Linked DNA regions of Mus musculus: all the other regions are linked to region 1. Evidence: chromatin loops called from intact Hi-C (ENCODE). Cell type or tissue: heart. All regions are shown on one strand. Each heading gives the region's core, and the rest is flanking DNA. Links, peaks and the distances in the headings are about the cores only.

The links. Hi-C counts contacts between places; a loop is a spot of excess contacts. Peaks named below come from ENCODE experiments on the same cell type or tissue, not always from the same donor. Only the 100,000 strongest peaks of a DNase experiment are listed, where the experiment ranks them.
Region 2: a loop joins it to region 1, with 3 times the contacts of the local background. A loop is called at or near these places in 5 of 42 quality-filtered maps.
Region 3: it touches region 1 in a loop (4-fold over the local background); 16 of 42 quality-filtered maps call a loop at or near these places.

Annotation. Positions count from the first base shown.
Region 1 is chr13:43,197,724-43,205,318 of GRCm38, reverse strand. It overlaps Gfod1 (glucose-fructose oxidoreductase domain containing 1), which reads left to right. Exons shown (of 2, transcript NM_001033399.4): 2 at 4,075-7,595. The coding sequence ends at 4,994. Among named protein-coding and RNA genes, the nearest start is that of Gm40929, 30 kb to the right of the region's middle. In heart, for the core only: CTCF peaks have their summits at 1,930, 4,028 (motif pointing left) and 5,382 (motif pointing left); DNase peaks (open chromatin) are centred at 1,858 and 4,256; H3K27ac peaks cover 1,473 bases; H3K27me3 peaks cover 108 bases.
Region 2 is chr13:43,259,432-43,267,026 of GRCm38, reverse strand. The region is part of intron 1 of Gfod1 (glucose-fructose oxidoreductase domain containing 1); the gene reads left to right. It overlaps LOC115488162 (a long non-coding RNA gene), which reads left to right. Exons shown (of 2, transcript XR_003950633.1): 1 at 1-7,595. Among named protein-coding and RNA genes, the nearest start is that of Gfod1, 41 kb to the left of the region's middle. In heart, for the core only: no CTCF peak of the experiment used is centred there; a DNase peak (open chromatin) is centred at 4,376; H3K27ac peaks cover 1,861 bases.
Region 3 is chr13:43,317,374-43,324,968 of GRCm38, reverse strand. It overlaps Gm52047 (a long non-coding RNA gene), which reads right to left. Exons shown (of 3, transcript XR_003950636.1): 3 at 7,242-7,524. Among named protein-coding and RNA genes, the nearest start is that of Gm52047, 16 kb to the right of the region's middle. In heart, for the core only: CTCF peaks have their summits at 3,302 (motif pointing right) and 6,111 (motif pointing right); no DNase peak of the experiment used is centred there.

The sequences.
Region 1 (7,595 bases), core at 1,310-6,309:
CAAGATCTGGTTCTGCTTAACCTTTAAAAAAAAAACCAGAACAAAAAGATCTTATTTTACAAATTAGAGCTGGGTGTGGTGATGCACGCCTTTAGTCCCCCAAACTCAGGAGGCAGAAGCAGGTGGATCTCTTTAAGTTCAAGGCCAGCCGGAGCTACATAGTAAGACTCTGTCTCAGACAAAGAGCAAAATCTTTGTATCTCTGTGTATGGGAGCCAGAGGCACCAGGCTCCCTGGGGCTGGAGCTACAAGGCTGTTGTGAGCCACAGGATGAGGGTGCTAGGAACCAAGCTCGGGTCCTCTGGAAGAACAGTACATTTTTCTTAACCACCGAACCATTTCTCTAGACTCACAGCTTAAGTTTTTTTTTTTTTTTGAATGGTAGGTTCTTTTAGGCATCTAATGAGCCTAATTCCAAAAATCCACACTTCACAATAGACTTATAATATTTTGTAAACCATCCATAGTCGGTGGCTTCTGAGATCTCAAGTAAGTACCTTTGTTTTAGCTCAATTTCTAAATGGAAATCAACTGAATGTTGAATAGGCAAACTCCTATACATGCTTCAGAACCCAGTTAAAAAGTTACCTCTTAAGCAGAGCTTTCCCACTTGCTCTAAGCAGCTGGGCATCTCCTCCTTCCTGCTGTATTGCATTGTTTGTACCTCTGCATCCTGTAAGCAAGCACTCATAGCCTGGCTCTTTTCCTCTGCTAATTGGATTGGGGGCCCCTATGCATCTTGTCAGTCCCAGAGTCTGGGAGCATTGGAGGGTTAGACTATTAAGGAGTTACCTGCGGACAAGATCAAGGGTCAGGGTGTAGGTTAGGGTGAGGAGTTAGCTGCAGAAAGGGTTTCTCTTTTATCCTCAGACAAGGGGGACCCTATCTGATGGATCTGATGGAAGAAGGCCTTTTGGGAGTTTTGCCAGTCTGCTGGCACAGCTGCCCAGGAGCTTCCAGAGGATAAGGGGCTGTCAGCACAAATAGGGTGGTCAGGAGGAGGTGTGGGAACCCGGCATCGGTCTCGAAGATTCCACCCTGATTAGATAAGGAGTATAGAGTTGGAAAAATGCCGGCAGGGAAGGATGCTTTGAAGATCCTGGCTGATTCTGCCTGGGATGGCCCTGGCTACTGGGTGGCCGCACCTTCTGCCTGCTCCCTGGGAGAGCGGAGAGTGATTATCTTTCCTTAGTATGTCCATGGGAAACTTATCACCTAGGTTCCCAAGATGCAGAAGCAATATTTGCGTGGAGAATCAGTCCCACAGTTCTGGTCTCTGGGAGGCCAAAACCTTGACTGGGACTTAGTCACAACTTGAGAGACCCTGAGCTTGGAGGAAATGTGGAAACTAGCTGCTTACAAAAGGGCTTTCGTATCTCATGGTTGGAAAAATCTTCCCCCTGTAGCATTAATTCCTTGTGAAGGCCATGGGCATTGAGCCCAGTGACAGAAAACACACGCAGTGGGATGGAAGAAACCTCATTTCCACTTCCCATGAGAGACCTCAGGAGGGCATCAAGCTGCTTGTGAGGAAGAAGGAAGGCCCTCCCCCCACAGCTGAGAGTATGTTTATCTTCCATTAGGCTCCATGCCCGCCTCTCAGTCTCCCAGCCTCAGCTCCACGCATAGATGGGGAGGTTCCATCTTTCTCCTTAAAAACCAGGGAGCACTCACGTTATTTGTTAATGTCTTGGTCCTAAAAGTAAAGTTAATCTAGCTACAGAGGTCTCATGTCTGGCTTAAGGTCTCGGTCCATGCAGAAGACAGTTAAGGAGCCCGGCACAGTTCAATGTGTTCTCTACCATCCAATCTTGGTCACACAGGACTGCATGGACAGATGTGGCCATGTCCCAAGACATTCATTTCTGGGCACGGGGACAGGTCCCTCAGTGAGTCTGCTGAATTTGGAGCTGTAGCATGATGGCTCCTGGTGGCTGGTATCTGTCACAGCTGCCGTGGACTCGCAGAATGCCTGCCCGCTCCTATTGCTGTTAACAGTGGAGAACTCTGATGGAGCACTCTCTTGGAGCTCAAGAAATGTTTGGGACTGGCAAAAACACAAATGCTTTCTCTCAGCCACTTCGTTTGCCTTTCATCTGCTTTGCCCTTTACTGTGTCCACGTGGAAAGAGGGAAGCCATGTGTTGTTGCTCCAAGGGCCTTTGCGGAGTTTGCTGCAGTGGAAATGTTCTGGAAGACTGTCGGCAGTCCCAAAGCTTGGGGTCCTCTGCCTTTGAGGAAAGATACATTTCCCATGAGGATGCTATACCACACCTCACCTGGTAGACTTACCACCAGGATCTGGAATAGCAGCGAAGGCTCTCCCATTTTTTCCCTAGGGAGAAGGCACATACACAAGTCTTTGGGGGGTACTTTATGTCAGTGAGAAAGGACCCATTAAGATTTTCTGACTCTAGCCAGACGGTGGTGGCACACACCTTTAATCCCAGAACTTGGGAGGCAGGCGGATTTCTGAGTTCGAGGCCAGCCTGGTCTACAAAGTGAGTTCCAAAACAGCCAGGGCTATACAGAGAAACCCTGTCTCGAAAAAACAAAAACAAAAACAAAAAAAAGATCATCAGGTCCTAGCACTATGAAAGAGGAGGAGAGGCCAACCAGAGTTAAGAGTCGTGAAGTTTCCCTTCCAGCTCGTTTCTGTCTCTTTAAGGAGAGATGAAGTCATAGCCTGTTCATGTACCACTGCATCCCAGTCATCTTGCTTTTGTCGTTGAATGGTCTTTGTGGGTGCCATCTCCCGTCATGACTCACTGTTAGTTTGGTTTCGTTTTCAGACAGGATTTCTCTGTGTAGCCTTGGGTGTCCTGAAACCCACCCTGCAGGCGAGCGTGGCCTCGAACTCAGAGATTCGCCTGCTTCTGTGTCCGGAGTGCTCACTCTTCTCTTTGAAGATTACACTCTTTCTTGCCCATTCTTGGCCATCTACACAGTTCCCAGGGTTTTTATGTTAAATAATATGTACAAAGCACCCTTGGGGCAGGAACTGTGTGTGTTGGACATTCCTTTTTCTTTGATTTCTAGAGGTTGCTTATGGTATTCAAGGATAGAGTATACAAGGGCTGCTACCCAAGTCCATCTGCAAAGCATCACAGGCTGTAAGCAGGGGATTGGGACTGGGTATCCATATGTGCAGGAGACTCTGGCTGTGGGCCTAAGACTCACAACGTTTAGTTCTTATCCTTGAGGAATGAGAACCCAAGGCTCTGAGACCACAGCAAGCATCAGAACCCCAAAGGAAGAGACATTGTATCCACAAGGCACTATCCACAGATTTCAGCATGGGGGTAGTAGTCTGTACCTATTCACCCTCCATTTCCCAGCGCATTCACCAGAGTCTTTTCGTCTGCTGAGCTAACAAAGCTCACCCTTTCACTGCTCATTTGGGCTGTATGTGCTGAAGTGGATTGGCTTTCTTTCATAGTTTTCACAATTAAAAAAAAAATCGAAAAGCCTCATTCACATGGCCAGTAGAGTACAACGGAAGAGATGTCCGTTAGATGGTTTGTTTGGGGGCTTCTGAGGTAGGGTATAGCATAGAGTGTAGCCAGAGCCCATAGTCCACAGGTGTAATGCAGATGCTGCCTGTATTGGTCACTCAACCTTGTATGGATTATCTGTTTGCACGAGCATCTGTCCTTGGCAAGCATGGACCTGTTGTCAGAGCACTGTGTGATACGGGTACATGGCATCTAGTGGTACAAACCGTCATTACTTCATCCCTCCGCCAGAGCCTCCATCCTCACTTGGGTTCTAGGAGTTACAAAGGCCGGTGCCGTCCTGAGACGGGGACAGCCAAACTTTCAGAACTGGCAAGAAAATTCAGGCATTCTGTATGCTTAAGGCTGTCACTAAGGGCTACAACTAGGTGTGTGCATATATGTGGGTATCTGTTGTGTTTCTTTCTGCAGTTTGCAACAGTCACATTTGTTTGGCTAGCTTGTCCAATTGGAGAATTGAGAGGGCTCCTCTAGCGGGTACTCCCTCGGTGGCCGCAGCGCCCCCTAGCGGCGGCTCCCTCCAGACAGGGCCACTGATCTGCTGTTCTTGTTCTCTCCAGGAATAGGCAAGAATGTCATCTGTGACCGTACCGCCACGCCGCTGGACGCCTTCCGCATGATGTCAGCGGCCCACTACTACCCGAAGCTCATGAGCATCATGGGCAACGTGCTGCGCTTCCTCCCAGCCTTCGTACGCATGAAGCAGCTGATTGAGGAGGGCTACGTGGGCGAGCTGCTGGTGTGCGAGGTGCAGGTGCACAGCGGTAGTCTGCTGGGCAAGAAATACAACTGGAGCTGCGACGACCTGATGGGTGGTGGCGGCCTGCACTCCGTGGGCACCTACATCATTGACCTGCTCACCTTCCTCACGGGCCAGAAGGCTGTCAAGGTCCACGGGCTGCTCAAGACCTTTGTCAAGCAGACGGACCACATCAAGGGCATCCGTCAGATCACCAGTGATGACTTCTGCACCTTCCAGATGGTGCTGGAGGGTGGAGTGTGCTGCACCGTTACCCTGAACTTCAATGTGCCTGGAGAGTTCAAGCAGGACGTGACCGTGGTGGGTTCCGCTGGGCGGCTCCTGGCGGTGGGCACCGACCTCTATGGACAGCGCAATAGCGCCCCAGAGCAGGAGCTGCTGCTTCAGGACACTACATCCGTGAGCAACTCCCTGCTGCCTGAGAAGGCATTCAGCGACATCCCCTCGCCCTACCTGCGGGGCACCATGAAGATGATGCAGGCAGTGCGCCAGGCCTTCCAGGATCAAGATGACCGGCGCACGTGGGACGGCCGGCCTCTTACCATGGCTGCCACCTTCGACGACTGCCTGTACGCTCTTTGCGTGGTAGACACCATCAAGAGGTCCAGCCAGACTGGAGAGTGGCAGAACATCGCCATCATGACCGAGGAGCCAGAGCTGAGCCCTGCCTACCTGATCAGTGAGGCCATGCGCAGAAGCAGGATGTCCCTTTACTGTTAGCACTGGGACCTGGTGGACTTGACCTGTTTGCTGCGTGGGGCCAGTTAGGAGGAAATGCACTGTGGAGTGGGTGGCCGTGGGTGGCCGTGGGTGGGGATTATGGAAGGGGCAGCATGAATGCACAGCATGTAGGGTGGTCCCCGTCCTAAGTAGAGGGCCCAAGTCACAGGTGATGGTGGTGGGCCGATGTCATATTCAGAAAGGCGTGCCATCTTAATTGGGTATCTGATGAGAGGAAGTATGTTTAACTAGCACCTTTGCAGTCCATTACTGTGAGAAGCAAGGAGGGGCTGCCCCTTGCCCTACCTCATCCATCCACAGACCTTGGCCTTCTTTGCAAGCCAAGGCTGTGTATCAAATGAGGAGCTCAGCCAGAGCTAGGCTCTCTGTCAGCGCCCCCCACTGGCAGGAGAGGGCATTTCATCAAATGCCTACATAGGGTTTTTGGTTTGGTTTTTGGTGGAGGGAGGTGAGGGTGGGGGTGGGAAGGGCGAGCCTTTGAGAAAGTTGTAATTCCGGGAAGCCACTGTGTGTTTTGCTTTAGGAACCTGCAGGAAAAGTGCACCACTCCCTTGGTTGCTGTCTTCTAGGAAGCATTAGATACCTACCTGGCTCGTTGCTGTTAGTGCAGTATAGAGTAACGGGCAGCCATGGAGGCGGCAAGCTGTGCCTCTGAGCTGACCAAGATGGCAAACAAGCTACAATGAGCTACTTCAGAGTCCTCCTTCAGCAGGGGTGGCTGTGGATCAACAGTTCTGCCAAGAGGCTCTCTAGGCAGCGCTGAGAACCGCTACATGTGGCATGGGCTTAAAACTGCAGCTGCCTGCCTGGGTGGGGCGCCTGCAACCCTGGGTGTAGCAATATGAGCGCCCCAAAAGAAGGAAACATGAGGCCAGCCCCAGAGTCGCTGTAAGCTCCAACTGCCAAGCTGAAGAAAGACATTTAGGACGGCCAGCTTTGTAGACTTAAACAAGAAGCCTGTGGCTTCACCCCATAGAGTCCCTTTCCCTTTAAGAAGACTCAAGGCTCTTTTCCTTGCCTTTGGCCTTGGCTCTCAGGATTCTGACAGCTGGAAACTTCTGAATAGGTATTAAAACAAAAAGCCAACAGGGCACATAGCCCTCAGTGTTTCTAAAACAGGGATACAGAGCCTGGAGAGGTCTGTACATAGGTAGAGAAGGTTCAAGTTGGAAAAAACAAACAAAGCTATCTTTTTCTTCCCCTCCTGTTTGCCTAGTCCCCCCCCCCAATTTAAAACTAGAGATGACCAAGTACTAACTGACAGACAGACAGACAGACAGAGACAACGCCTATTGTCACATAGGTAGACACGCCTTTGTAAATGTTTGCTCTCCTCAAGTATCACTAAAACATTCGAGTCTGGTCTTGAGAGAAAGAGCAAGTCACATACATTTTGAAAATGGGAGTGTTGCCTTTTCCTTGGCTGGCTTTGCCAACCCTCACCAGGCAGTTTTGAAGCTGGCTATGTAGACTCTAAGTAGTCGGCCTGAGTCCAGTCAGCGTTCCTCCCTGGGGCCCTGGTAATTCAGAGACAGTCATATTGGAGGCCACACACACCAGCAGAATCATGGTCCTTCGCTAGTGTAAAGAGGCAGGTGTTGTCCTTTAAGGAAGCCCCCCTCGCCCCCCCCCCACCATCATACAACGTGGTAAAGTCAGTCAACTGAAACCTTCCGAGGCTTTGATTTGCTGCCACCCCTCATGAATAGTGTTCCAGGTTTGCAGTTATTGGATCAGAACAGCACTCTTCACATAGCCACATCATAGACGTTTTTAGGGATCCCTGCTCTCCTAAATTGCTCCCCGAGTCAGTAATTCCCCCATCCCAGCTACCCCAAAAAAGCTGTGATTAGGGATGAAATTGGGGGGCATGGTGGGTGGCTCTATGAAATTCATTTTTCTAAGTCATTTACCTAAGTAGATATGCGTGGGCATTCCATTTCTGGGTTCTCTACTCTCTCCAGGATATTTGAGAGCTTTCCTTTTAGAGGCCTTGGAGCTCTGTGATGCACATGCAGGGTTTATACAAAAACTCCCATTTGAGGCTGGGGGCTATGGAAAGAATATGTATTCTTTGGAAGAAGCATGAGAGAACAGTAAGGATACTGAGGTTCTATCGAGTGGGACAGATGGAGAGGCAGTTCTCTGAAAGCAAAAATGGCGGCACACAGGGCTAGGGGCTTCTTTCATGCTCCTTCAGCTCCTGCCTTTCCATGTGCACATTCTTGATTGGCTGGAGCAGTGTGAGGCTGAAGCCCCAAGCTCTTGACAACATTCTGCAGAACAACTTGGATCTAAGTAAGTCCTGGCAATAACCCAGCCTACAGAGGCTGTTAGGAGCCTTTCCAGTCAGTTTCCCCTCACCTTGCTCGCTCCCATCCTTTTATAAGTACTGCTGATGGTCTCTACTAAAAGCCAGGGTTCCCAGAGATTTTAAAGCAGGTATATATATATATAATATGTGTGTGTGTGTGTGTATAGATACATACACACACACATGTATGGGAATGCCCTGGGTTTATCTGCCAAGTTAAGAGTCTAGGACTCCTCTGTGGTCACTGTCAGTTCCTCTAAGACTTA
Region 2 (7,595 bases), core at 1,365-6,364, 62 kb before region 1:
GCTGTCCTGGAGCTCACTTTGTAGACCAGGCTGGCCTTGAATTCAGAAATCCACCTGCCTCTGCCTCCCGAGTGCTGGGATTAAAGGTGTGTGCCACCACGCCCAGCTGTAATTGTAATTTTCTTTGTTTATTTCCTTTTCTTTAATTTTTTTTTTTTTAAAGACAGGGTCTCACTGTATAACTCTAGCTAGTCTGGAAATCACTATATAGACCAGGCTGGCTCTAACTCCCAGAGGTCTGCCTGCCTCTGCCTCCCTGAATGTTGGGATCAAAGGTGTGCACCGCCACTCCCAGCCACTATTTTAAAGTTAACTCGTGTTTTCCTTTGTGTATACGTCTGTTTGATCAGACTGGTTCCGGGCCTCTCTTATTGTGATCAGACCAGCAATAAACATAGTTACCCAAGTATCTCTGTGGTGGCTGATTTAGCGTCCTCTGGATATATGCCCAGGCTTGGTCTAGCCGACCCACGTAGTAGTTCTATTTGAGACTTTTGAGGAACCCCTTTAGTGGTTTCCACAATGACTGCAGTAGTCTCTCTCCCAACAGTCTTGAATCCGGTTCCTCTTTCCCAGAGCCTCACGGTCACTTATTGTCAGTGTGATCCTGATCTTAGCCGTTCTGGCTGGGACAACTTGAATTTCATCAAGGTAGCCTTCACAGATGTCAGGGGCGAAGGGTGTCTGTAGCTTTTGGAGAGGCACAGCTCAGCCCGTCGTGAGGACAGATGTAGCTTTGTGCTCTTTTTCTGTGAGATCATACGAATGTAGGTTGCAGGATCGGATGGCCAGGGATGGATGGCTGCATGTTTTTGTGCAGTGTGCCTGCCTCACTTCCAGATCAGCAAATGGGCAGATTAAAAAGAAAGTGATTGACTTTCAACTTCAGATTAGTGTGTGTTCATGCATGCATGCATGCATGTGCATATGTGTGCATGTGTTTATTCTTTAACATTTGGCTTAATATAGCTCTCCCCTAAATCTAAGTTGCTGCTGCTGCTGCTGTTGTTGTTGCTGTTGCTGTTGCTTTATTTTGACTCTTTGGTTTAGGGCAGTGGTTCTCAATGTTCCTAAATGCTGCAATCCTTTAATACAGTTGTGGTGACTCCCAAACATAAAGTGATTTTTCATGACTACTTCATAACTGTAACTTTTGCTACTGTTACGAATCATCGTGTAAGTATCTGTGTTTTATGATCTTTGACCCCCCTCAAAGGGGTCGGACCCACAGGTTGAGAAACGCTGGTATAGATTCTCACTGTGGCACTCAGGCTGCCTGGCCTTGAATTCATGTTCCTCCTGCTTCTGTCTTTCAACTGCAGGATTGCAGGCAAGCGCCACATTGCCTGGATGTTATTTCCATCGCTACTAGTTTGCCTGTCCTTTTGAAGTTATAAAAACATACTATGATTGAGGAAACCCGAACAAATATGCTTTGAAAGAAGAAAGGACACTACTGCCTGTATTTCTGATCTGCATATCTTCAAATGATTCAATAATTGTCCCTGCGGGGAATCTGCAAGGACCCATTGTATTTTGAATAGTGAAAAAAAAATTACCTTTGTAGCCGGTCCCATTCATCTAATAAACATTTATTCAAGCTTTGCTATGCATGAACCACTTTGTTCGATGCTGAGGTGACTACAAAAGAGCAAAGATAACGTCTCTGGGTCTGAGATGCATGGAGCTGAGTGAAAGCAGATACACTGCTAGGCAGTGATGGGGGGGCGGAGAGGCTGTCTGCACCCTGTGGCTCTGGACCAATCAAAGCAGTCTTTGAAACATCCTCAGGGGAACAGACAGTTCCTTCTCCTTAACCTGCATTTTACAAAGGCAACAGAAAGTTCCCTGGAAATGGAGTATTTCCCCTGCCCCCTTTGGTAGTTTTGATGCAAACCCACACTCACAAAATTGGAGGTGAACTCCGATGGGAGGAGGCAGCGTATCGTTTTCCACAGGACATAGAATGTTCAGGAAGTTTTCCACAGGACATAGAATGTTCAGGAAGTTTTCTGTCCTTCTCTGGTCTTCACCCCTTAAGCACCTAGGAGGTCTTCTCACATTAAGCGCCAAGCCACCTCCTGGGGACTCCTTGTTTTTCGGGATGGACTGACCTTGATAGAGTCCCTGATCTTTCTGACCTCTTGTTCCTCATCGCTGACCTCCCAGCCCTTCTCCTTGACCTCACCAGGCCCAGGTAGTCAAGCCAGGATATTGCCTCAACCAGGCTTCTCCCGGACTATGTGTCCATTCCCTTCCTTCTAGACCTGTGGGTCATGCCGAGGGCCCAGCCAGCATCAACATCCCTTCTAAGGTTGGCGAGGTGGCTCAGTGAGTAAATAGCCTGCTACTCAAGCACAAGAGCCCCAGTTCAGATCTCATGGAATTGGGGTAGAGACAGGAAAACTAGTTAGAATGTACTAGTTAGTTGGTCTAGTCAAAACAAGTGAGCTCCAGGGTCTGTAAGTGACTCCTCTCAAGTAATAAGGTCGAGGATGATAGACAGAGAGATCGCAACATTATCCTCTGGCCTCTATATGCACATACATGTGTTTACACATAGATACAGCACACACATATACAAACATGTACACACAAAGCCCTTCCCATGTCTAGGGTTAGGAGCATCCGGCAAAGGAGATTTTGAACATTAGATTAAACCTCATTTTTGTTCCTCATTTGTGTTCCCAGGGGAATGACCCTGAACTTATTTCAAGCCCTCCTTCCCCCCTCCCCAACTCCCGTTTCTGAGAAACTTTACTATTAACAATCTGTCCAGGATTGCCACAGGTGGTCCCCAAGTGTGGTCATCACAGCCTCACATCAGATTGGACCAGCCACAGGTCCGACAATGTCAAGCTGTGGCAAGATGACTACCCGTCTTGGGATTAGGGATTCACCCATGTGGCTTGCACAGGTCTGCTTGTAGGTGTGAGACCTGGCTACTGGTGCACAGTTCCCTTTGCTAACCAATAGGCCGAGCCCCCTGTGCTTAAATCCTGAAAAAAGTGGTCTGCTGGACACTTACTTTCCATTAGGGAGTCAGGACTCCAGGGATGGTTCAAGCAGAACAGACCCACAATAACAGCTCCAGGAAACAAGTCTGTAATATGAGAGTTGGATCTGTGACAAACCAACTGGGTAGAGAGTCCTCCACACTCCTGGTCACGTGTAAGAGCTGGGAGAACTGAGCCATCCTGTGAGTGGTTGCGAGTGGATTCTTAGTCACTGCCTGCTCTAATAGGAATGTCGGCTTTGTTAGGGGTTAGGACTGTGGGGCTGGAGCTAGAGCTCTGTTGGTAGAGCCCTTGCCTAGAACGCATGAAGCTCTGGGTTCGGTTCCCCAGCACTTTTGAAAACTGGGTGGGGAAACACCTGGAACTGACGTCAGTAAGGAAATCATGGCCCAGCTGGGCATTCTAGAACATGGAGGGAGGTGTCTGGAACAGAATTGCTTAGAGGGTGGTAGTGGTGGCAGGATATGTGTATATACATGCGCACACACACACACACACACAGACACACATACACCTGCCTGCCTGCCCTTCTGCTTCACTCTGGGGGTCGCTGGAGGATTGTTTAGCAGCCCCATAACTATGAATGCTTCAGAGTTCAGCCTTATGTACATTGGGAAGTGTTATTTCTGCAAGACCATGAAGGAGCAAGTGTAAGTGTCTCTCTGTTAAGCATACTTCAGGTAGTAGCCATGACTTTTGACTTCACCATAGAGTTGCTCAGCAATGCTCTAGGGACTCATGGGAATTCTGTTGGGGGATGGGGATTTGAGCCCAGAGTGGCAAGGACTGTTGACAATCATTCCAGCTCTCATATTATTTTTTGTGGACCACAAGAAACCAAGTCTCAATACAGATAGTCTGGCTTAATGGTTCTACCTAGTGATTTTTTTTTAAAAGCTTTACTATGTAGGAAGGCAGTATGCATTTCGTAAGAAGCATCCTTACAATCATGGTGTGTAGTCTTCTCCAGGTAGTGTTAAGTGCTCCGAGTCTCTCTTGTGATGCTGAGCCATGGTAGCAAACAAACAAAGCTCCTGGTCAACCCCACAACCTTAACTCTGCAGGATCATCTTTTCAGGGTCTAAGCTAGAATGTTTTCTAGGCTAGGTACCCTAAATGGTGCACTTCAGGGCTTAGGAGGCTATTTTGTTTATAAATGATTTTCTGGGGTAGGACATAAGCTCACTGTAGGCTGAGGAATGTCTTGTTGATTCCCCAGGCAATTCCTTTTTTTGCTTACAGTTTGGTCCAAGTTGCCCCCAGTTGCCCCGATGTTTGACTCTCCAAGGTCAGAAGGAATCACTCCACCAGGCCTTGTATCCCAGCATTTAAAATTAGCCCTGCTGTAGAGAGACTTTGGCTCACTCTCCACAGGCGGGGAGCTTGGTGCCCAGAGCCTATCAGAGGGACAACCAGGCTCTCATGTCCAACCCTAGGTAGATGCCATCACCTCCCATGGTTGCACTGACAGATTGTATATTCCAGGGCAGTTTAGTATCAGAAGTCACTGTCTTTGCCCGTAATCGCCCGAGGATGTGTTGAACATCACAGCCAAATATGAACAGCATTCAGGGAGGCAGCAGACACTGCCTCTCTTGGCATCTCTGAGGAAGGCTGCGTGTTGCTATGGCATTTGGAAACTTCCATTTCCTTTTTAGAATCGTTCTCAATATCCTTATTTGGTGGACGACCAATGAGACCAAAAACAGTGAGGGGGTGGGGACTTGAGCCCCGTCCCCCCGCCCCCTTCCTCCAAGTGACTAACAGGTGCAGGTGGCAGAGTCAGAGTGGATATGCTGGACAAAGGCGTGACTCACATCCTGGGTGGGATGGAGTGGGATGCTGTGAGATTTCGTCATAGCACACAATTTAAAACTCACATAAATTGTTTATTTCTGGAATTTTCCATGTAATATCTTTGGACTGTGGTTAGCCATGAATATTGAAACTGCAGAAATCAAGTTCAGATACAAGGGCCTACCATGTTTCTGTATATTCCTCCCCCTCCTCCTCCTCCTCCTCGTCCTCTTCCTCCTCCTCTTCAAGATGGAATGCACTTATCCCCTGCCTCAGGTCCTCTGTGCTTCTTCAACTAGCTGACCTTGTCTGCTGCTGAAATAGGACTTAGCTTGTGACATTGGCTCATGTACGTTGTTGCATGCACCTTTTCCCCTCACCTATTTCATGCCTTCCGAGTGACTTTGCCCAGAAGACTCGTACATACTGGCTAGAATGCATTCAGCCATAAAGAAGTAGCAATTCCTGCCATGTGTGGCGATGTGGACAGCAGACATGACCGTAGGTCCAGTAAAGTCAACTAGGCACAGAAAGAGATAGACCACCTGACCTAATGTGTAAAAACTTAAGAGTTGGGCTGGGCGTGTGGCTTAGCTATGGGGGTGTGGCTTAGCTATAGAGCTTGGGTGTGGCTTAGCTATGGGGGTGTGGCTTAGCTATAGAGCTTGGGTGTGGCTTAGCTATAGGGTGTGGCTTAGCTGTAGAGCTGGGGTGTGACTTTGCTGTAAAGCTGGGGGTGTGGCTTAGCTATAGGGGGTGTGGCTTAGCTATAGAGCTTGGGTGTGGCTTAGCTGTAGAGCTGGGGTGTGGCTTTGCTGTAAAGCTGGGGATGTGGCTTAGCTATAAGGGTGTGGCTTAGCTGTAGAGCGTTTGCTTCAGCAGGCACAAAGTCCTGCTTTCAATTCCACGAGAAAAATAAAAAAGTGAAAAACCTTTCCAGAAGCTGGGGAGAGGCATAGGATGGTTTTCCTTTCATATCTCCCAAGAAGAATTTGACGGGCCCACATTGACTCTTAGATCTCCAGGTTCTAGCACTGTGAGGCTGTGGTACTTTGTCCCAGCAGCCCTTGCCAACCATCACGTCTTCGATCTTGAATCTTCTCTGGTCCTTCCTAATGGCGATTAAATCAGTGAACTTTAAGCATCTTAAAATGCTTAACGTTCTAGCACACGGCTTCCAACAATCTTCCTTTCAGAGTTTGTTCCTCATCTTTGCCACCTAATGCTGGATGGCCCCAGAGTGCTGGAAGTTGCTTCCCCTTCGGGCAGCTAGAAGGTGAACAGAGAAATGTCTGGTGATGATAAGGGATGTGCAATAGCCGGTGGTGACATGATAAAAAGACTTGGCATGCACATGTGGTTTCTGATGGCATATCAGACTTCTGTTTCTTAGAATCCTACTTTCTTGTTCTGGTTTGAATCTGAAATGCTCCACCCCCCACCCCCACCCCCTGCAGCCCCCAACAGGCTCATGTTTTGAATGTTCATCCCCTCCAGCTGATGGCACTATAATAGGAGGCTGGGAGAGTTTGGGGAGCTTGAGCATGCATGGTAGAAGCTGTTTACTCAGGGTATGTCTTTGAAGGCCATAACTTAGTACCTGGTTCTGGCATGGTCTCTGCCTCCTGGTCGGTTATGAGGTGAATGGTTTCCATGACATATTCTGCTGCATTATACTGATGCCACAGACCCAGTCTCTCTCTACCATGTCCTTTCTAGCATGGTGGATGAAAATCTCCTAAAACCACAAGCCTAAATAAGTTCTCTAGAGAACTAGTTCTATAAAGTATGTGGGCCAGACCATGGGCAACTAAAGTACAGGGTTCCCTTCCAGACACACACATGTATATTTGCTGAGTAGATGTGGTCCACTGCCCATGGCAGGCGTGTGTCCGACAGACAGCATTGTTTAAGTAGGTCACCATGATGGGCCAGGGAGATGGCTCCATTAATAAAGTGCTTGCCAAAGAAGCACCAGGAGCTGTGTTTGATCCCCCAAACCCATGTAAAGCTAGGCACGCTGTCACACATGTGTGATGTTAGTGCTAGGGAAGTAGGGACAGTTGGGTCTCTGGGACTGGCTGGCTGGCTAGCCTAGGCTACTGAGTGAGATCCAGGCCAGTGGGAGTTCTTGTCTTAAAAGCAAAGATGAAGAATGCCTGAGGAATGTCGCCTAAGCTTGTCCCCTCGCCTCCATGGCCGTGTACATACACATGCACGCACACCTTTGCACACACACAGGTACTCACATGACTGCATACATGCACGCTCACAGAAACATTATCGTGAGGGCTGGAGAGATGGCTCAGCAGTTAAAGAGCATCGGCTGCTTTTCTGAAGGTCCTGAGTTCAAACCCCAGCAACCACATGGTGGCTCACAACCACCTATAAGGAGATCTGACGCCCTCTTCTGGATTGTCTGAAGATAGCAACAGTGTACTTACATATAAATAAATAAATATCTTTAAAAAAAATCTTGGAAGGAAGGAAGGAGGGAAGGAAGGAAAGAAGTCATTGTGAGGCTCAGATGGCCATAGCCAGACCCTTGGCTACTATTCCCCCCACTTCCTGGCCTGGTCTGGCTGTACCTGCATCCCAGGTTCTTCCTGGGCCGAATGGCTTCCTTCCTCAGAAGGCCCGTCCTTCCTGCACTGCAGCAGATTCCAGCTTCCACACAGGATGGCAGTGTCATCAAATCAGCTCCCCATCTGACCCTAACCTCACACCTTGCTTCTCTGATTCCTCTGGTCCTGCACGGCCAGTTAGCATGGCAGTTCTTGG
Region 3 (7,595 bases), core at 1,365-6,364, 120 kb before region 1:
TGCAGGGATTCATTCTAGGTCCAGCCTGTGCTTGCTTTTTAGGTACCAAGTTAGTTGACTCTATTTGTCTTCTTATGGAGTCCCTATCCTCTTTCTCCCAACTCCTTTGTAAGAGTCCCCATGCTCCATCTACTGTTTGGGTGTGAGTCTCTGCATCTCTTTCCATTGGTGGTTGAGTGGATCCTCTCAGATGACAGCTATGTTCTTGTCTACAAGCATAACAGAGTACCGTTGATAGTGTTGGGGATTGGTTCTTGCCCATGGGGTGGGTCTCAATTTAGGGCAGTCATTGGTTGGCCATTCCCTGAGACTCTGATCTCTCTTTGTCTCTGCAAGTCTTGTAGGCAGGACACATTTTGGGTTGAAGGCTTTGTGGGTGAGCTGCTGTCCTTATCCTTCCACTAGGAGTCTTGCCTGGCTACAGGGAATGGCCTCTTCAGGATCCATAGCCCTCACTGCTAGGAATCTTTGCTATAGTCACCTCCATAGACCCTCTGGGGCTTCTTGCCATTCTAACCTAGAGATTGCCACAACAACCCATCTCCAATATCTGTTTCTTAAAAGCCAAACTGCCAACTGCAACACTCAGGAGAGCGGGCCCTGCACCTCACCTGGGCAGCACAGTAGAGCTAGCCCTGGTGAAGGGGGTGCAGGTGAGACTGAACAGCTGCCCCCCCCACTCCCACTCTTGGCATGGGTGTGGGGTGGTGCTCCTCTTGCCACCTCTAGTAGGTGGTCTAGTCAAGAGAGCTGGCTCTGAGGGCATGAGAGGAGGAGAGCTAGCCCTGTTCCCTCACTAAGTGTAGCACTCTGGAAAGCAGGCTCTGCACCTGACCTAGGCAACACAGTGTAGCTGGCTCTGATGGCAAAGGCTCGAGTGAGCTAGCATTAAGGGTTTGAGAGGGAGAGAACTGACCCTTCCTCCCGCTGATGGCAGCATTGTGAAGGAAGAGTGAGTGCTTGCCCTGGTAATGCTGATAAGGGAGAGCTGGTGGACGGATCAGCTCTGCTACCACCCAGGTCCCGATCCAGAGCTCTGAGACGGCCCACCCCAAATCTGTATCATCTGCAAAAGATTGGGACATATGAAAGGTCCAGTCCTGCTGTTCCAAAGCTGCAGGATCTCCATCACACAGGGCAACAACAGGATAACTGGGAAGAGTCTCGATGAGGATCCAATACTGATGGTGTCCCAGAAGCCAGAGATCTCAAACCAGACCAATGACTCATTGCGATGAACAACTGAAAGTGAAGGTGTGTGGACCGAGGAGTATACTGTGGGACACACTGTAACACACTACAGCTTCCACACTGAGATGTTTTCTATGATCTGTTGTTGTTTGTGTAATTTTTACTTTGAGGGGGAGGTTGCAAGGATGAAAGGCAGATATGAGGGAATGGGGAGATGGGATGGACTGGGGTGCATGATATGAAACACAAAGAATCAATAAAAAGTTTTAAAAATCCAAACTAACAAAGCGGGAAACAAATTACAGTCATTGAGCAAGGGATTGGCTGGGGCTGGACAAATAGTTCAGTGTTAAGAACACTGAAAGCTCTTGCTTAGAACCAGAGTTCAGTTCCCTGGGCCACACTCGGCAACCCACAGCTGCCTGTGACTTTAGCTCCAGAGGATATGTCGTCTTTTCTGGCTTCCCTGGATACCCACATTCGTATACAAACACACACACCTCACCCACACACATACACACAAATAAATGTTTTTAAGTTAAAAAATAAGAGACTTGTTAAATATATTAAATCAAGAGATTTTCTGAAACATTAGTCTGGAATGATATTGATGTGGATAGAGGCCTATTAATAGCATCATGAGAATGGAGCCAAGGCTAGCTCAGTTGGTAAGAGCTTGCCCAGCATGCATGAAGTCCTGAATTTTATCATCAGCACTGCATACTCTGTGGTGGCACACAGTTGTAATTCTAGCACCTGGAGTTAGAAACAGGAGGATCCAAAATTCAAGGTCATCCTAAACTAAAAGCAAGTTCAAGGCTAGCCCAAGCTACAGGAGACTCTGTCTCAATAACAACAAACAAAGTATCCTGAGAAAAGCAAGATGAAACTGGGTGTTGTGGTGTGTGCTTTAAAATCTCAGCACTTGGGAGGCTGATGCTGGAGGACCATAATTTTGAGATCAACTTGACCCACATAGCGAGACCTAGGCCAACCTGATCCACAAAGTGAGACCCTTCCCCAAAAATACAGGATGGATTTATAAAGTGTGAAGAGTTGTTGGATGTATTGGCATATAACTGCAATCTTAGCAGGAAGGAGTAGAGGATCATGAGTTTTAGGCTAGCCTCAGGTACATGGTCAGATTCTCAGAAAGAAAAAAAAAAGACAGAGAGGAAGTATATGTGTACACAGTATGCCTACATGTATATTGAAGAAGAGTTTAGGAGTAGGTACACAAAAAATGTCAATTATGGTGGAACCCATAAAGCATATTTATTTTCTTTGTATTTTACTTCCTGAATTTTGGATAGTGGACACATTTGGGGAGAGATTTTTTAAAAATATGAATAGTAACACATTAACCATCTGGAAATGCTGACTAGTAGAACTTTGTTACACTTCTAAATGGTAATCCAGCCTTAACTAATTGTTTTTATAAGAGTTGCCATGGTCATGGTGTGTCTTCACAGCAATGAAACCCTAAGTAAGACACCCCTCAAATGGTTAACTGTTACTTTATGGTATGTGGTTTGGTATGGTATTGTGGGTTGGGTATAAAATGTAGCACCCCCCCCCCCCAACATACAGCAGAGATTAGATCCTAGGAACATTCAGTAACAAACTTCAGAGGTGGGTGTGATTGTCTCTCCGGGACTCTAGCCACATGAATACATCATCCAATGAGCCCTCACGGTCCAGTCACTGTGGTGCTAACCCACAGACAAGCTCATACCCCAATATGCCCTTTAATGGTGGGCCCCGATTAGAGGAAGGTCACCTAGACTGTGTCTTTGAAGAGTATAGTTTGTCCCTAGCTTCCCTCCACCTCTCTCTTCCCTGCCCACTAGAAGATAAACATCTATGCTACACAGCTCCCACAATGAGATACACCCCCAGTTCAGGCCCAAAACAATGAGAGCAAAGGACCTTGAACCAAAACCTTTGAAACCTTAAGTCAAAATGCATCTTTCTTGTTTTAAGTTGGTTAGCTCTGGTATTTTGTCACAGCAACGAAAGTCTAATAAAATATGTAAATGTAACTTTTTTTGGCTTTTTTTTTAAAAAAAAATTTTTATGTGAGTGCTCTGCTGCATATACATCTGCAGGCCAGAAGAGGGCATCAGATCCCCTCATAGATGTCTGTAAGCCACAATGTGGTTGCTTGGAATTGAACTCAGGACCTCTGGAAGAGCAACTGGTGCTCTTAACCACTGAGCCAACTCACCAGCCCATAAATACAACTTATATTCACCAGATGTACTTGTCATCTCCGAGGCTTACTGCTGAATAAGCTCACCCTTTCTAGTTCTTTCTGAACTCTGGCTGGCTGGTTCAACTCAGCTGCTCTGGCTCAAACTTCTCTCCAAGCTGACTGATTCAATCTTGCTTCTCTCAGCTTCTCACTGAATTTCTCTGTTTGGCCTCAAACTAACTGGCAATTTGTTCTAATCTTCTGGCTCCTTTTTATCCTCTGGCTTCAACTGCCTCTGCTGACCTGCACTGAACTGCAAGAACGGTTGAACTCAACTCCACTGCATTGCACTCACTACACCAACTCCCAACTGACTGGACAGAACTGCCCCCACTCTCTCTCCCTGAACTGCTCTTAAATAGATTCTCTTTCCTGTCCTGTTCTCCTGAAAGTTGGGCATATCCTATCTCTGATTCATTCTGTCAAATCTTTCCCTGATTCATCACTTTGTTCCTCAATTAGACATCATTATCCAATATGGCTGCTTCCTTCTAGAAAGTAACGTTAACCTACATCGTTAGGGAGTTAAAGGTGTGTACTAAGGGCATGTCTGTATTCCAGCAACCATGTTGCTGGATTAAAATTCCTCTACAAAAATATGCATGTCTCAGGTTTAAAGCATTTCTCATGTTTGCTCATTTTATCTTTTAAAAAAGTCTGAAGTTCTTTATAGAGGTATGAAGTCGTATTGTGAGACCAAATCTTTTTGGACTGAGACTCTATCTTAGAGAACCTGATCCAAGTTTGAACAGGCCGGTTCCTATTGCCAGTTTCCAGGTTACACCCCCCTGAACCCCCACAATCCAGTGTCTAGCACCAGTTTCCAGGTTACCCCCCCTCCCAAATATCTGCATCTAGCACCGGTCTCCCCTAACAAATCTGTACCCCCAGGTTATACGCCCACCCCTGCCTAACAACAACCAATCAGGAGAAAAGCAGAAGTTAAGTTTATGGTTTGTCTCCCAGCACCAGCTAATTATACTAAAGGCCACAGTACCACCCCAATTAGATGCTTGCCGGGCTAGAAACACTCACCCCATCCCTTGCCATTTTCTATGAAGCCTGTCCCAATGAGTGTTCATGGGGTTTTTCTCCACCAGAACCATCCTGTGGATTGGTGGTGAGTTAAGCTTAAACCGGAGCTTGTGAATAAAGACCCTCGTGCATCAGATGGATTCCTGATTGGTCTCTTGGGGTTCACAAATGCTTCCTGCTACTAGAATATTTCAGTTACCCACTGCTGCACAAAACATGGCCTCCAACATTTAACAGCTTAGAGTCACATTTACTACCCCGTAGGTTCTTGGGGTCAAGATTCTGGAGTCAGTCTAGCTTCTCTCCCACAGGTAAAAGTTGTTCATGATATGTCAATTATCCTCTACAGATCGAATCCTCCCACACACAACCCCACCCCTGGAGTGGGGGATTGAAGATCTAATCTGAAGCATGGTGGTGTTTGGAAGTAAGACCTTTGGGAAGTATTTAGGTGTAGATGGCATCATGGGAATGAGCCATGTGATGGGTTTAAAGCCCTCAGAAGGACAGGAAGAGATCACTTCCCCCCAGGCCACATCAGAAAACGGGTCCTCATCAGACATGGGATCCAGCAGCACTCAATCCCAGACCTTCCACCTCCTGAGCTCTGAGAAGTGTGTGCTGTTCAGCCATTGGGGCTGTGGCATCTTTTCAGCGGCTTAAGAGGACTGAGACACATCTGAGGTCTATAGGAAGTGTATTTCAAAGAAGGTGCACACAAGGCAGTTGGCTAGAAGCCCCTCTATTTTCTCCCCAGTAGCCCTCCACCAGGCTGCCCCAAGTTCTCACGACTTGGGTAGCTGGCTTCCCTGATCCAAGATAAGTGTATAGGCGAAAGCAAGCAGGAAGCTGCAGTTCCTTTTATGACATAGCTTCCAAAGTCACACACATCTTTCTACTCCTTAGTGAGTCACCAAGTCTAGCCACACTCAGTGGGCGGGAAACCCATCCCACATTTCAAAGGAAAGGATGATAACCAAAGACTAGTGACACTTAAAATCCACCCTGGTAGAAAGTGGTGACCCCCACCCCTACCTGCTCTGCCTTCCAAGCCCACCCTTCCTCATGGACACAACTGACATTCCTTTTTTTTTTTTTTTAAGATGTATTTATTTATTATGTGTACCCCTGCCCCTGGGGAATCAGAGGTAAGGTGATTGCAAGTACAATAGAGTAGGCCACCAATCAGCTAAGCCTTCGGCCCACTTTACCCTTGGAAGCCTTTAAGAATGGACATCTTGCTTTGTTTGGTGGGAAAGGAGTCTCTCTCTTCAGTGCCCCACACTGTCGATAGCCTTCAGGAGTCCCTTACTATAAAGTTCTCACCTGCAAGATCTCTGCTCGATCTATCCCCTTTCCTCTTTGTCTCCAGAAGCTGGAATTTGGGGTCAGGACCTGTGTGTCCTGACCTGTGTGGAACCCAAGAGCTAACAGGTAGCAGGAGGGAGTGTGTGTAAGGGAGTGTGTGTATCCTGATTTTCATCAAGTGTGTTTGCACTTTCACCAGGAGCTACAGAGTTATCAAATATCAAATATCAAGTTAAGTTTTCTAGTTTAGATTTGTTGAATATGTTTTTTTTTATTTAGTTTATTTTATGCATATGAGTACACTGTAGCTATCTTCAGACATGCCAGAAGAGGGCATCAGATCCCATTGCAGATGGTTGTAAGCCACCATGTGGTTGCTGGGAATTGAACTCAGGACTTCTGGAAGAGCAGTCAGTGCTTCTAACCACTGAACCATCTCTCCATCCCCATATATATTTTTTTTTCTGAAGATTTTTTATGCTATATGTATGCCTGGTGCCTATGGAGGCCAAAAGAGGTGGTTATAACCCTTGGAATTGAGTCACAGGTAGTTGTCAGCCACATGCAGCAAATCTCTGAGTTCAAGGCCAGCTTGGCCTCTAGAGCGAGTTCTGAGATAGCCAGGGTTACACAGAGAAACCCTGTCTTGGGGTAAGTATATATAAATTTTTTTTCCTTTCTTGAAGACATTTGACTGGCCATCAGATTATTTTAATAATCACTGTCACATACAAACTTTCTGATTCTTCTTCCTGGGGTCAATATAACTTATATAGTTCTATAAAGTCTATTTAATTAAAGTTTCGAAACTATATAATAGACAGACTTTACCATATTTCAATCCTGAGGTTTTTTTGTTTTGCCTTTCTTCAGAGATTTGTCTATTTTACCTAATGGCAATTTATTTTATTTTAAATTTACTTTTGTGTATTATTATTGTGTAAGTATGTGTTAGGAGCATATCATAGTGTGTGCATGAGTGTGTGTATGTGTGTATAGGTCAGAGGACAACTTTTGGGGGTCCATTCTCTCCTGTATTTATGTAAATTCAGAGGACCAATTCAGTTGGCCCAGATTGACCACCAATCACTTCCACCCACTGAGCCACCTCACTAGTCCCTTAATTAATAACAATATTTTACTATTATTGATAATTTTTATATTCTTGGGTTTTATTCTATTATTTTAGTGTTTATGTTTATTTCTCTATTCATCTAAATTGGGTGTGTGTGTGTAATTTTCTCCTTCTGAGTTATATGAATGCTTAACTCATTAAGTTTAAAATGTATTTTGTATCTACAGAATGTTCTTAAGACCTACATTGCTCATTGGGTACAATTTTTAGCTAACCCATGTATATTTTTGTAATGCATGATTTCATTGCATTCCATTCTAAATATTTCTTTTTCATCATAGTTTTCTTTTTAGTATAGAGACTATTTAGGGGGTATTTTTAGTTGTCAGAGTTATGGGATAGAAGAATGCATTTCTATTTCTGGTTTCTATTTCCAGTGTATTGTGGTGAAAGAACACAGATCAATGACATCATTCCTCTGGAATGTCTTGATTTCCTCTGTGGTCCGATAAATGACGGGTGTATGTTCTGGGTTGGGTATTCTCCAAGGCTGGGATTGTAGCCTACGGTTAAGCGTGTGCTGAGCAGGTGCAAGACCCGAGGTTCAATGGCCAACAAGCACACTTAGAATGTCCAGGGGTCTTGATCATGTTCATTTTCTCTGTTAAAAAAAAATTAAAAGGTAGGAAAAATCATGAGCTGGGTAGGTAACAGCAGAAAAATCTTAAACTC